2 separate regions of the Homo sapiens genome follow, and region 2 is linked to region 1. The links are chromatin contacts, found by Hi-C or POLR2A ChIA-PET in ENCODE. All regions are on one chromosome and are shown on one strand. The core of a region is the stretch at or near the end of the contact, and the rest is flanking DNA. Distances in the headings are between cores, read along the strand shown.

Region 1 (3,409 bases), core at 663-3,162:
CAAAAATAAAGAGATGGGACCTAATTAAAGTAAAAAGCTTCTGCACAGCAAAATAAATAATCAGCAGAGAAAACAGACAACCCTCAAAGTGGGAGAAAATATTTGCAAACTGTGCATTTGACAAAGGACTAATATCCAGTTTCTACAAGGAACTCAAACAAATCAGCAAGAAAAAAAAAATAATCCCATCAAAAAGTGGGCAAAGGACATGAATAGACAATTCTCAAAAGAAGATATACAAAATGAAATGGCCAAAAAAATATGAAAATGTGCTCAACGTCACTAATTATCAGAGAAATGCAAATTAAAACTGCAATAAGTTGCCACCTTACTCCTGCAAGAATGGCCATAATTTAAAAATCAAAGAAGAATAGAAGGGTGCAGTGGCTCACACCTGTAATCCCAGCACTTTGGGAGGCCAAAGCAGGTGGATCACTTGAGGTCAGGAGTTCAAGACCAGCCTAGCTAAAATGGTGTGAATATGGTGACAAGGGAAAACTTTTACACTGGTGGTGGGAATGTAAACTAGTACAACCACTATGGAAAACAGTATGGCAACTCCTTAAAAAACTAAAAGTAGAATACCATTTGATCCAGTAATCCCACTACCGGGTATCTACCCAGAGGAGAAAAGTTATTATATAAAAAAGATACTCGCACATGCATGTTTATAGCTGCATAATTTGCAACCGAAAAAATATGGAACCAACCTAAATGCTCATCAGCCAACAAGTGGATGAAGAAAATGTGTGTGTATATACACACACACACACACACACACACACCCCTATATATGTATATGCCATGGAATATTACTCAGCTGTAAAAAGGAAGGGAATAATGGCATCCGTAACAATCTGGATGAAGTTGGACACCATTATTCTGAGTGAAGTAACTCAGGAATGGAAAACCAAATATTGTATGTTCTCATTTATTAGTAGGAGCTAAGCTATGAAGACACAAAGTCACAAGAAGGATACAATGGGCTGGGCGCCGTGGCTCACACCTGTAATCCCAGCACTTTGGGAGGCCAAGGCAGGTGGATCACTTGAGGTCAGGAGTTCAAGACCAGCCTGGCCAAGATGGTGAAACCCCATCTCTACTAAAATTACAAAAAATTAGCTGGGTGTAGTGGCAGGCACCTGTAATCCCAGCTACTCGGAAGCTGAGATGGGAGGATGGCTTGATTGTGCCACTTGAAGTAGCTATGATTGTGCCACTGCTCTCCAGCCTGGGCTACAGAGCAAGACTCTATATCAAAAACATAACAGAAAACATAACCTCAGAAGCATTACAATAAATATGCAATAAGCATCCACCCAGCATGTGTGGGGGACTGTGCTGATGCTGATGGCATGTGTGGGAGTAAGGCAGGCATCTGAGGAATGTGGGGGAACGGAAGGACGGGGAGTAATCTGGAGAGCCCCACGGTCAGTCAGTGGCAGGTCTTTCTTGAGCTCAGAAAGGTTAGGTAACTAGTTCAGATCAGACAGTAAAACAGGGGCAGAGCCTGGAATTGCACTGAGGCTTGAGTCTGACTTCTCTCCCCCACCTGCTGTGCCCTTAAACTGCAGAGATCGGGGCGGGGGTTGGGGGGCAAGCGGCTCAGATGGGTTCAAAAAACTCCCCAGGCTCAACTCTGGTTCTGACTGCCTGAGACATGGGCAGCTGACACAGCAGACCTTGAATCCTGAGGATGTGAGGCAGGTGGGTTGGATGAGAGGGACCCGGATGTCTGGTCTGCGGCTGCTCCTCTAAGTGCAGCAGCAAGGAGGCTGGGCCTGGACTGCAGGTGGTGCTGGGGAGCAGCGTGTTTACTGTGCTTGGTCATGAGCTGCTGGGAAGTTGTGACTTTCACTTTCCCTTTCGAATTCCAGGGTATATCTGGGAGGCCGGAGGACGTGTCTGGTTATTACACAGATGCACAGCTGGACGTGGGATCCACACAGCTCAGAACAGTTGGATCTTGCTCAGTCTCTGTCAGAGGAAGATCCCTTGGTAAGTTGGGGATAGTGTGATCTACCCCCATGTCCTTATTCTTGCAATAGCTCTATAAGGGAAGGATCATTCAGCTTTTGTAGATAAGCTCAGAGAGGTTAGGTAGCTGGTTCAGATCAGACAGGAAAGCAGTGGCAGAGCCGGGATTTGCACCCAGGCTTGAGTCTGATTGCTCCCTCCCTCCTGCTGGGCGGGTAAACTGTAGAGAGAGGTGGGGAAAACAGCTTAGATGGGTTCACAAAGCTCCCCGGGCTCAGCTCTGGTTCTGACACCCTCAGACACGGCCAGCTGACCCCAGAAGAAAGGTAGGTGTTGGGGGTGCCCATCTCTTTGGGAAATTTGAAGGAATCAAAGAAGGTGGAGGAGGGGAGGTGACCTGGAGCCCGGCATGTCCTTGTGGCCGGGCCACACCCAGGCTGGCCCCAGGGTGCTGCTGCTGAAGCCCAATGGGAACAACAGATTTCTTTTGAGACACAAGGAACTCAGAGGTTGTCTCACTCACCCTGAGTCTGAGCACCTACTTGTGCCAGGCCCTGTGGGGAAACTGAGGCCCTGGGAGGGGAATGACTTGCCAGGGTCCCGTGTCAGGAGGCTGAGCAGGCAGATCATAGGACTTCACGTCTCTGGCCCTCACCTCTGTCCCTCTGTTCAGACCTCTGAGCTGATAGAGAAGAAACAGGCTGTGCTGTGTCCCTAATGGGAAACATGGCTGAGACAGGGGAGTGAGAAGGTCGCATTGCAGAATGGTACCTGTGGCATGATGCCAGCTTTGCAATCATGAGATTCAAAAGCCACACTGTGGAATTGTGAGTATAACTACAGGAGTGAGAGCTTAGGTCTCTGTGTTTGTAGAAGCAGAATCAAACCTGGACACTGTTGGATTATTAAAATCACCCATTTTTGCTTCAATATCAGAGTCACAAGGGCAGATGTTGGCCTCCCCTCTGCCCTCCAAGAGCTGTGTGACTCTGGGCAAGTCACCTCCCCTCCCAGCCTAAGATTTTTCCCCTCTAAAAAACTTGATAGAGCTGCCAAAAGTCCATGAAATCAGGGGGGTAATTTCTGTGAAATATGAGTCATGGTCTTATTTGTTCTTCACCAAAAAGAGATGCCCATCAAGATAGAAAGAAAAATTAAATTCAATTTCTCAACTGAAAGTGAAACTGAAGCTGGGCCATGTCATCCAGAGGCTGGTTGCTTTTAGTTCAAGTAATGCCTCCTGCACCTGGGATTTCAGCCAGGCTGTGCCAGGGAGGGCGGAGGGCATCCAGGTCAGTCGTAGGGGGTGCAGCTGGGAACACAACAGTGTCCCCATTGAATGTTCAGAGTCTAAAGGGGAGACAGAGGCCCAAAGAGCCACATACAGGTAGAGCTCCCTCTGGAAAGCAGAGTGCTCAGGGAGCCTGGGGAG
Region 2 (3,409 bases), core at 356-2,855, 200 kb before region 1:
TGACAGAGCAAGACTCCGTCTTGGGAAAAAAATAAATAAATAAAAAGATCAGGCAGGGCACAGTGGCTCACGCCTGTAATCCCAGCACTTTGGGAAGCTGAGGCGGGTGGATCACTTGAGGTCAGGAGTACGAGAACAGCCTGGCCAACATGCTGAAACCTCGTCTCTACTAAAAAAATAAATAAATAAATACAAAAATTAGCTGGGCGTGGTGGCGCATGCCTGTAGTACCAGCTACTCATGAAGCTGAGGCAGGAGAATCACTTGAACTCGGGAGATGGAGGTTGCAGTGAGCCGAGATTGCGCCACTGTACTCCAGCCTGGGCAACAGAGCGAGACTCTGTCTCAAAAAAAAAAAAAAAAAAAAAAGATCAGACCTATTCTCCTGAGCTGGACACTGAGAGGCAGACGGGTAAATCATTTTATTGTTTGCTGAGGTCCCCCAACCAGGAAGTGGTAGTGCTGGAATTTTAACCCAGATATATTTGACGCCAAGGCTCAAACTCTTTCCACTGGGATTATTAACCCTTATCAGTACATCTGTGCCATGTTTTCAGGTAAGAAAACTGAGTAGTGTGATAAGCCGTCTGCCTGTGACACTTTATTTTTTGTTTGTTTGAGACGGAGTTTCGCTCTTGTTGCCCAGGCTGGAGTGCAATGACATGATCTTGGTTCACCGCAACCTCTGCCTCCCAGGTTCAAGCAATTCTCCTGCCTCAGCCTCCCAAGTAGCTGGGATTACAGGCATGTGCCACCACGCCCTGCTAATTTTGTATCTGTAGAGATGGGGTTTCTCCTTGTTGGTCAGGCTGGTCTCAAACTCCCAACCTCAGGTGATCTGCCCACCTCGGCCTCCCAGAGTGCTGGGATTACAGGCGTGAGCCACCATGCCCGGCCTCCACTTTAGTTTTACAAGGGCCCAAAGCAGGAACAAACCTCCAGTCCTGTGGCCTACAGGATGACAGCCTAAGCCCTCCTATCCCCCACTTGACCTTCAATGCCCATAGGGAACCTGCCCCAGCCCATTTCTCATCTGCTGTTCTGGTCATCTTCCCAAAAGACCAACCCTTTCCTTGCCTCCATATTTCTACACTTTGACACTTTGGGTCAAGTGGAAAAAGTCTGGTGGAAGAACTAGTTCTAAATATCAGCTTAGTCACTTACTTGCTGTGTGACTATGGGCAAGCCACTTGACCTCTCTGAGTCTCACTTTGCTCAGCTGGAAAATGAGAAAAGATATGCCTAAGTCTTAGCACTTGTCTGATGATTAATATGCATAAGCTGAAGGAATGAAGGGGGGGTATTTATTGTGCCCCTGCCGCGTGCCAGACCCGGTGAGAGACACTGGCGACGCTGTGGTGAACCCGGCAGTCACAGTGGCTGCTTTTCTGGGGACTGTTCTTGAAGTGGAGGGTGTGATCTATTGCAGCAGGAGGTTGAGTAACTGAGCCTTTGTAACTGTGAGCAGGATTCCTCCTGAGCTGAAGATGAGTGCCTTAAGCCAGGTGTGAGGGTGGGGAAATACCCTAATTTGACAGACGAGGAAAGGAAACTTCCCGCACTCCGCTTTAAGTGGTGGGGCCAGGATTCAAACCCAGGGGCTGCTTTGATGGGCCACCCTGGTTTCCTCTTGCATCCGCACTGCTGAGCAGAGAGCCCGGCACCTAGCGGGATATCAAAGACACAGAGGCCGCCAGCAGTGAAAGCTGTGTTGAAAAGAAGCTAGAGGAAGCTGGTGAAAACCAGAGGTTAGGAGGTGGGGACAGGGAAGGCCGTGAAGGGAGGGGCCTTTTATTGACCAGCCAGCCCTCGGCCAGGTCCCTGCCTCAGACGTGCATGTTGGCAGGAAGAACCTGGCTGGGCATCTCTGTGACTGTGGTTGAATGAAGGAGCACCTGAGCCTTCCTTTTTTTCTTTTTTCTTTTTTTTTCTGAGATGGAATTGTGCTCTTGTTGCCCAGGCTGGAGTGCAATGGCGCGATCCCGGCTCACTGCAACCTCCCCCTCCCACGTTCAAGCAGTTCTCCTGCCTCAGCCTCCTGAGTAGCTGGGATTACAGGCATGTGCCACCACGCCCGGCTAATTTTGTATTTTTAGTAGAAACAGGGTTTCTCCATGTTGGTCAGCCTGGTGTTGAACTCCCAACCTTAGGTGATCCGCCTGCCTCGGCCTCCTAAAGTGCTGGGATTACAGGCGTGAGCCACTACGCCTGGCGCACCTGAGTCTTTCTAGTCCAGGCTGAGCTCTGGGCCGTTCAGCGCTTCTCAAACCCACAGCAGTGCCTCATTGCAAGAGGAGCTGGTGGGATACAGGAGAAAGTGGGGAGGGAAAAGGCGGGTCAAGGAACTGAACTAGAGGCTCACTCGACAGTTCTCCAGGTCTTTGTTGTTTACTGAAGGAACCTTATGAACGTGGCCTTCGCACTCCCTGCTCTGTCTGTGTTTGTTTTAATATAACCGATTCCCTCCCCTCTTGCCAACAAAGGGTTGGAGTAAAACTGACTGCATAGAGCCTGCCTAACTGTGCACTGTCCCTCGCTGTGGACTCTGCACCCCTAGCGCAGGAGGGTCCCAGGGCTCCAGGGGCGAGGCCCCACAGGCACCCCCTTCCCTCCACACAGCCGGTCTTTCCCTCCTCCATTCTCAGACCTCACCCTCCCCACATGTCATAAAGGTCCTGTGCCCTGACCTCACTGAGTCACCTGTTTCTCTGTATCTCTATGTTTCTGTGGCTGCTTCTACCCCTAGACAGTGGCCTCCAACACTTAATTATGGTGGGCAGGGCCACGGTCTGCCTCCCTCGGTGTCCTCAGCACAGCAGGCCTAGCCTGGGTAGGTGGACCCTGGGAAAAGAAATGAGTGAATGAGGCCGGGCGCGGTGGCTCACGCCCGTAATCCCAGCACTTTGGGAGGTCGAGGAGGGCAGATCGCTTGAGGCCAGGAGTTTGAAACCAGCCTGGCCAACATGGTGAAATCCCGTCTCTGCTAAAAATACAAAAACTAGCCAGGCGTGGTGGCTCACGTTTGTAACGCCAGCTGCTCGGGAGGCTGAGGCAGGAGAATCGCTTGAACCCGGTAGGCGGAGGTTGCAGTGAGCCGAGATCGCGCCACTGCACTCCAGCCTGGGCAATAGAGCGAGACTCCATTTCAAAAGAAAGAAAGGAAAGAAAAGAATGAAAGAAAGAAAGAAAGAGAAAAAGAAAGAAAGAAGAAAGAAAGAAAGAAAGAAAGAAAGAAAAAAGAAAGAACGAAAGAAAGAAAAGAGAAAAAGAAAGAAAGAAGAAAGAAAGAAAGAAAGAAAGAAAGAAAGGAAGGAAGGAAGGAAGGAAGGAAGGAAGGAAGGAAGGAAGGAAGAAAGAAATGAGTGAATGAACAAATGGAAGGGCAGTAGGCCCTCTGGGGCTGCGGTGA

What was found. Hi-C counts contacts between places; a loop is a spot of excess contacts on that map. ChIA-PET counts read pairs that join two places held with the same protein, here RNA polymerase II (POLR2A). Pooled maps may share reads with other maps.
Region 2: a loop to region 1 is called in a pooled map, with 2.3 times the contacts of the local background. The contact joins the enhancer-like site here to the promoter of APOL2 in region 1. A Hi-C loop is called at or near these places in 3 of 50 pooled maps. POLR2A ChIA-PET finds 5 or more read pairs at or near these places in 4 of 52 experiments (AG04450, CD4-positive, alpha-beta T cell, CD8-positive, alpha-beta T cell and 1 more).

What each region holds. Positions count from the first base shown.
Region 1 is chr22:36,238,030-36,241,438 of GRCh38, reverse strand. It overlaps APOL2 (apolipoprotein L2), which reads left to right and starts at 1,912. Exons shown (of 5, transcript NM_030882.4): 1 at 1,912-1,998. RefSeq lists enhancers at 1,624-1,673, 1,684-1,933, 2,471-2,985.
Region 2 is chr22:36,433,992-36,437,400 of GRCh38, reverse strand. No RefSeq gene overlaps it. Among named protein-coding and RNA genes, the nearest start is that of TXN2, 46 kb to the left of the region's middle. RefSeq lists enhancers at 970-1,605, 1,627-1,756. Within about 2 kb of position 1,605, at least 16 of the 41 ENCODE cell types and tissues checked have a DNase peak (open chromatin) inside an H3K27ac peak, as active enhancers do; they include CD4-positive, alpha-beta T cell and CD8-positive, alpha-beta T cell, where a contact is called at or near this core.